Regions from separate parts of the Homo sapiens genome. Here region 2 is linked to region 1. A link is an interaction called in ENCODE POLR2A ChIA-PET data of the cell type or tissue named here. Cell type or tissue: IMR-90. All regions are shown on one strand. Links, peaks and the distances in the headings refer to the core of each region. The heading gives the core; the rest is flanking DNA.

Evidence for each region. ChIA-PET counts read pairs that join two places held together with the same protein. Peaks named below come from ENCODE experiments on the same cell type or tissue, not always from the same donor. Only the 100,000 strongest peaks of a DNase experiment are listed, where the experiment ranks them.
Region 2: POLR2A ChIA-PET joins it to region 1 with 10 read pairs; 2 of 35 experiments call an interaction of 5 or more read pairs at or near these places.

What each region holds. Positions count from the first base shown.
Region 1 is chr1:150,969,864-150,972,716 of GRCh38, forward strand. All of the region lies in intron 1 of CERS2 (ceramide synthase 2), which reads right to left. Among named protein-coding and RNA genes, the nearest start is that of CERS2, 3.5 kb to the right of the region's middle. In IMR-90, for the core only: a CTCF peak has its summit at 2,457; a DNase peak (open chromatin) is centred at 1,498; H3K4me3 peaks cover 345 bases; H3K27ac peaks cover 1,956 bases.
Region 2 is chr1:150,771,720-150,774,628 of GRCh38, forward strand. No RefSeq gene overlaps it. Among named protein-coding and RNA genes, the nearest start is that of CTSS, 7.4 kb to the left of the region's middle. In IMR-90, for the core only: no CTCF peak of the experiment used is centred there; no DNase peak of the experiment used is centred there.

The sequences.
Region 1 (2,853 bases), core at 1-2,500:
TGAGGCAAACCCTTCTTCCCCTTCCCTACAACCTACAACCCATCTGAGTAGCAAGTCCCTAAAGAAAAATTAAGAGACAGGGTAGGCTGGGCAGTAGCTCACGCCTGAAATCCCAGCACTTTGGGAGACCAAGGCAGGCTGATCACTTGAGCTCAGGAGTTTGAGACCAGCCTGGGCAACACGGTGAAACCCCATCTCTACAAAAAATACAAAAATTAGCTGGATGTGGTGGCACATGCCTGTAATCCCAGCTACTCAGGAGGCTGAGGTGGGAGGATCACTTGAGCCTGGGAGGTGAAGGTTGCAGTGAGCCATGCTCTTGCCACTGCACTCCAGCCTGGGTAACACAGTGAGACTCTGTCTCAAAAAAAAAAAAAAAAAAAAAAAAGCCAAGGTAAAGCAAAATTATGTCCCCAAATGACACTGAGCTCCACAATCACTGGACATCGAACTACTGCACACAAGGTTGACACTCCATGCCAAGCCATCTAGTCCCTACACACAAGGCAGAAGGACCCTATGTATAACTCTTCAGAAAGAAAAGTGAAGGTAGGGCTGCAAAGAGTCAGGGATTGTGGGGCAGGGAACCAAGAGAGCGGACCAATACATCTGATGGAATTAAGAGCTATTCTTTTATTTTCTTTTGAGACAGGGTCTTCCTCTGTCACCCAAGCTGGAGTGCAGTGGTACAATCACAGCTCACTGCAACCTCCACCTCCCAGGTTCAAGCCATCCTCCCCTCCTGCCTCAGCCTCCCGAGTGCCTGGGGCTATGAGTAGCATGCACTACCAAGTAGCACACACCACATCTGGCTAATTTTTGAATTTTTTTTTTGGTAGAAACAGGGTTTTGCCATGTTGCCCAGACTGGTCTTGAACTCCTGGGCTCAAGCAACCTGCCAGCCTTGGCCTCCCAAAGTGCTGGGATTACAGGCATGAGCCACGGTGCCTGGTCAGAGCTATTTCGTATAAATGCTCATCCAGAAAACAGAATCCTAGTCTGCAGGGGAACACCCATACCCTCTCAGTCTAGGAAAGAGCCGCTATGTAAACCTCCTCCCCCAACTGAAAGACGAACAACATGGTGGGAGTGACCACTTGGATACCCAGAGGAGGGAGGGAACGGTCAGACGTGTGTGGCTCATGAGGGAAGAGCAGCTGCTTGAAGCTGAGAGGAATGGCAAGATGGTCCAGGAGAGCCAGGGATGCTGGGTCCAGCAAACACCTGGCAATCCTAGGACTCAGCAAGAAGCCGCAGCAGGATGACCATGACAGTCTTTTCCAGGCTCCCCACCCCTTGTTCTCCTGGGAAGGAGATGAGGCGGTGGGATTTAGGCTGGCCCAGAAAGTGAAAGCAGAGACAGGAAGAAAAGAGAGTGGTGAAATTGTTATCCACAGTGACCTGGAGACTAGTTGGTGCCACTGACTGAAGACAGAGCCTGAGACCACAGCTGGGCTGGGCTGGTCCTGCTGCTGCTCTGACAGCTCCCGCTCCACCCCCACCCACCACTGTAGCCCTTGCGAAATCCCTCAGCCTGTCACGGGTCAGTATTCCAGCTCAAGGACTTTACCCCCTTGTCCCCACTCCTGGTCACTGCTCTCTCGGATGAAATCAGAGGTCAGCACTGCCAGTAAAGGAGCTTCAGCTCCACCTTCTCCCCTCCTCCTCCCCCAAATCACACACACACATTCCAGACACTGCCCCTGCCCCCTCCACCTCAGCCAGAATAAATATTTAATTAAACAGATGGAAGCCTTCTGAACTGAACAAAATTAAATGTAATTATCCACAGTGGAACTTTCCCCACACAAACACACACTTTTTTCCTAGAGAAAAGTTGTAGAAAATTGAATAAAGAAGGGACAAGGGTAGAAAATGCACAGAGAAGGGACAATGCGGAACACTTTGATGTGTGCACATGGCCCCCTCTTCCCACTTTTTTGCTCAGCCTGATTGGAAGCGAGAAATCAGCCTGACCCAGTCACCTGACTGCTGTCTCTTGGAGCCCAACTTCTCCAGGGAAATGTAAAGCCAAAGGTACCATGTTGCCCTGGCAGTCCTAGACTTCAGATCCCATCCCCAACCAGGTCTGTGAAAACTGGCAGGGATGTTTCTCTAGTCAGGCGGCAGGCTGGAGTCGCAGAGGGAGGGTGGAGCCCCTGCTGGACTCCTGGGGCCCAGGAATGTCTCATGCCTGCAAAACAGGGGGTGGGGGGCAGGCAAAGTAGGCACTAGAGCATGGTCAAGGACAGACACCTGGGCAGTGCAACTTCCTCATCCCCAAGATGAGATAGCGCCTGTCCTCTTCCACTCCAAGCAGGGAGAGTGGAAGACTTGGGAAATGCAGATTAATGGGGGCTTTTACACTGAGGTTGCAGGCTTCCCATGACCACAGCCCTCCCTGGTGGTCCTGCACCTCCATTAGCAGAGAGGCACTACCCCCATCTCCCCAGCAGGGAGGCCCCAGATTCAGCAGGGTCAGGACCTCTGACTCAACATGAAGAGAGGGGAGGACAGCTGGGGCCTGGCCGGCCTCACTTACACATCCCCACAGAACCAAAGAGTTGGGTCCCTGTGGCAGTACTGGGGAGGCCTCTTAGCACCAGCACACAGATCCAAGCAAGACCCCATAAACAAGAGGCTGGGGCAAGAAAAGCTGAAGTGTACACACGGTAAGGAGACAACCCTGTTTTTCCAGGCCCCCTGGGCCTTCAGGGCAGTTACTTGACTTCTTATGGAGAAAATCACATCTAGAAACACTTTTCCACCCAGACTTCACTCCCCCATACACATGAAGAGACATGGTATCTGTCTACGCTCTCTCTCACACACACCTGCCTTGGAGGCACAGAT
Region 2 (2,909 bases), core at 223-2,722, 200 kb before region 1:
CCTGATGTTTTTTGCTTTTAGCCTTGATACCTCTATATGTATTTCTATCCATAGAAATAGACAGTTCAATTTCCTTAATGAGAAATTAGCATAGGAACAAATTTCTTTCCATCAAGATTAAATGGTAGACAACTGCTTTTACAAGGGACCATGTATTTTTCCAGTCATTGTTTCTCTGTCTGACGAGGTCTATAAATCTACACTCAGTACAGAGCATAAACGTGGTGATTAGGCAACAGCACACCTTCTGTCTCCATTCCTGGGTATTGCCTACATGGAATTGTGTATGAAATTATGTCTCTACCTGTTTCCGGTAATCCTCTACCAAGTGGGAAAAAATTTTGGGGTTAATTGTGTTTTCTAGTGGTACTCTAAACCGGATTCAGGACGGCAGCGGCCATCTAAATGTCTTCCTTTGTTTATTTCTAAATCCATAAATTAATTCCAGATTTACCAAGAAACTAAATTGAGTTGATCCCAAAATGAAACAGGGCTCTCAGGGACATACTCACTTCTTCCCAGCCTGCCTTTGGACTCAGTAAGTAAGCAGAGACTGTGTTTATTTGTCTGATATACATGACCCCTGGTTAATATGTAGGTCGTAGAAGAAACCAAAATTTTACTTATGGAAGGCAGGGAGAATAGAGATGAATTACCTTTTGTGAGAAAAAGAACAAGTGACATATTAACTGCTATTGTATTTTCTGTTGTCAGGACGTGGGCTGAGTAAAAAGCTTAAAAGCTTTTGCATATGTCTTGGTTCTGCCATCTATTGGTTATAAGGCCTGGAACAAGTGATTTAACATGCCCATGGCTCACTTTCCCTATGCATAAGTACGGAAATGCTGACTTAGTGGCAACTAAACAGTGGAAGACACCAGCAATAGAATGTAATTATAATATCGCTCCATGAGATGGTAAGATTTTACAGTTCCAACTAATTATTCCTGAGTCCGTTCCTTTTGCAGAACAAGTTTCTAATAAAGTACTCAGGATTAAGATAGATGGTTATGAGCAAGTGCTACCATTTAGGATATTCATTTGAAATACTAATGCTCCTGGCATTTTTTTTTTTTTTTTTTTTTTTTGAGACAGAGTCTCGCTCTGTCACCCAGGCTGGAGTGCAGTGGCGTGATCTCAGATCACTGCAAGCTCTGCCTCCTGGGTTCATGCCATTCTCCTGCCTCAGCCTCCCAAGTAGCTGGGACTACAGGCGCCTGCCACACGCCTGGCTAATTTTTTGTATTTTTAGTAGAGACAGGGTTTCACCATGTTAGCCAGGATGGTCTCGATCTCCTGACCTCGTGATCCGCCCGCCTCGGCCTCCCAAAGTGCTGGGATTACAGGCGTGAGCCACCGCGCCCAGCCGCGCTCCTGGCATTTTTTATTTTTATTTATTTATTTTTTTTTTTTGAGACAGAGCCTTGCTCTGTCGCCTAGGCTGGAGTGCAGTGGCATGATCTTGGCTCACAGCAAACTCTTCCTCCTGGGTTCAAGTGATTCTCAGCTTCCTGAGTAGCTGGGATTACAGGCATGCCACCATGCCTGGCTAGTTTTTGTATTTTTAGTAGAGACGGGGTTTCGCCATGTTGGCCAGGCTGGTCTCAAACTCCTGACCTCGGGTGATCCACCCACCTCAGCCTCCTAAAGTGCTGGGATTACAGGCATGAGCCACCATGCCTGGCCAAGAAAAACATCTTTAATACAAAAACACAGAAAGGTTGACAATAATAGGAAGCTAAAAGCTAGATCACACAAACGCAAGCAACAGCAAAATGTGGGTATAATTATTCAAATATCAGTCAGAGTAGACTTTAAAGCAAGAAGCATTATGAGGCTAAAGAGGGAACTTTCATAATGATAAAGAAATAAATGATAAAGGGACCCGCCAGGAAGAGATTATAATCTTAAATCTGTATGCTCCTCAAAACATGGCCTCAGAGTCCCATAAAGCAAAGATTGCCAGAGCTAAAAGGAAAAATAGATAAAATCTGCAATCATAATGGGAGGCTTTGAGATACCTCTTTCAATAGCTTGTAGAATAAGCAAATGGAATAAATTAATAGCGATATAGAAGATTCGAATAATGCGATTAATGAACTTGTCCTAATTAAGATATCTAGAGCCTGTCCTCAACAACAGAATCCTTTTTTTTTTTTTTTCTTTTTTTTTCACCCAGGCTGGAGAGCAGAGGCAGGATCACGGCTCACGGCAGCTTTGAACTGCTGGGCCCAAGTGATCCTCCCAGCTCAGCCTCCCATGTAGCTGGGACCCCAGCCCCAAGCCACTGCACTGGCCTCAGAATATTTATTTTGAAGGGCACATAGAATATTTAACAAAATTGACTCTGTATGTGCTGGGCCATAAAATATTCAAGTCATTTAGAGTATGTTCTCTGACCACAGTGAGATTAAGCTAGGCCCAATAACAAAAATGTAATTAGAAAACCTCCCATTTAAGTGATATACTTCTTAATAACCATGGTTATTAAGAAGAAGAAATCATAATGGCAATTAGAAAATATTTTGAACTGAGCAATAATTTTTAAAAATGACATATAAAAATGTGTGAGATCCAGCTAAACCAGTGCTTAGAAAGAAATTTATAACTTTTTAATGCATATATTAGAAAAGAAGAGGCCGGCGCGGTGGCTCACGCCTGTAATCCTAGCACTTTGGGAGGCTGAGGTGAGCGGATCACGAGGTCAGGAGATTAAGACCATCCTGGCTAACATGGTGAAACCCCGTCTCTACTAAAAATACAAAAAAATTAGCCGGGCATGGTAGCGGGTGCCTGTAGTCCCAGCTACTCGGGAGGCTGAGGCAGGAGAATGGCGTGAGCCTGGGAGGCGGAGCTTGCAGTGAGCCGGGATCGCACCACTGCACTCCAGCCTGGGCGCGAGCGAGACT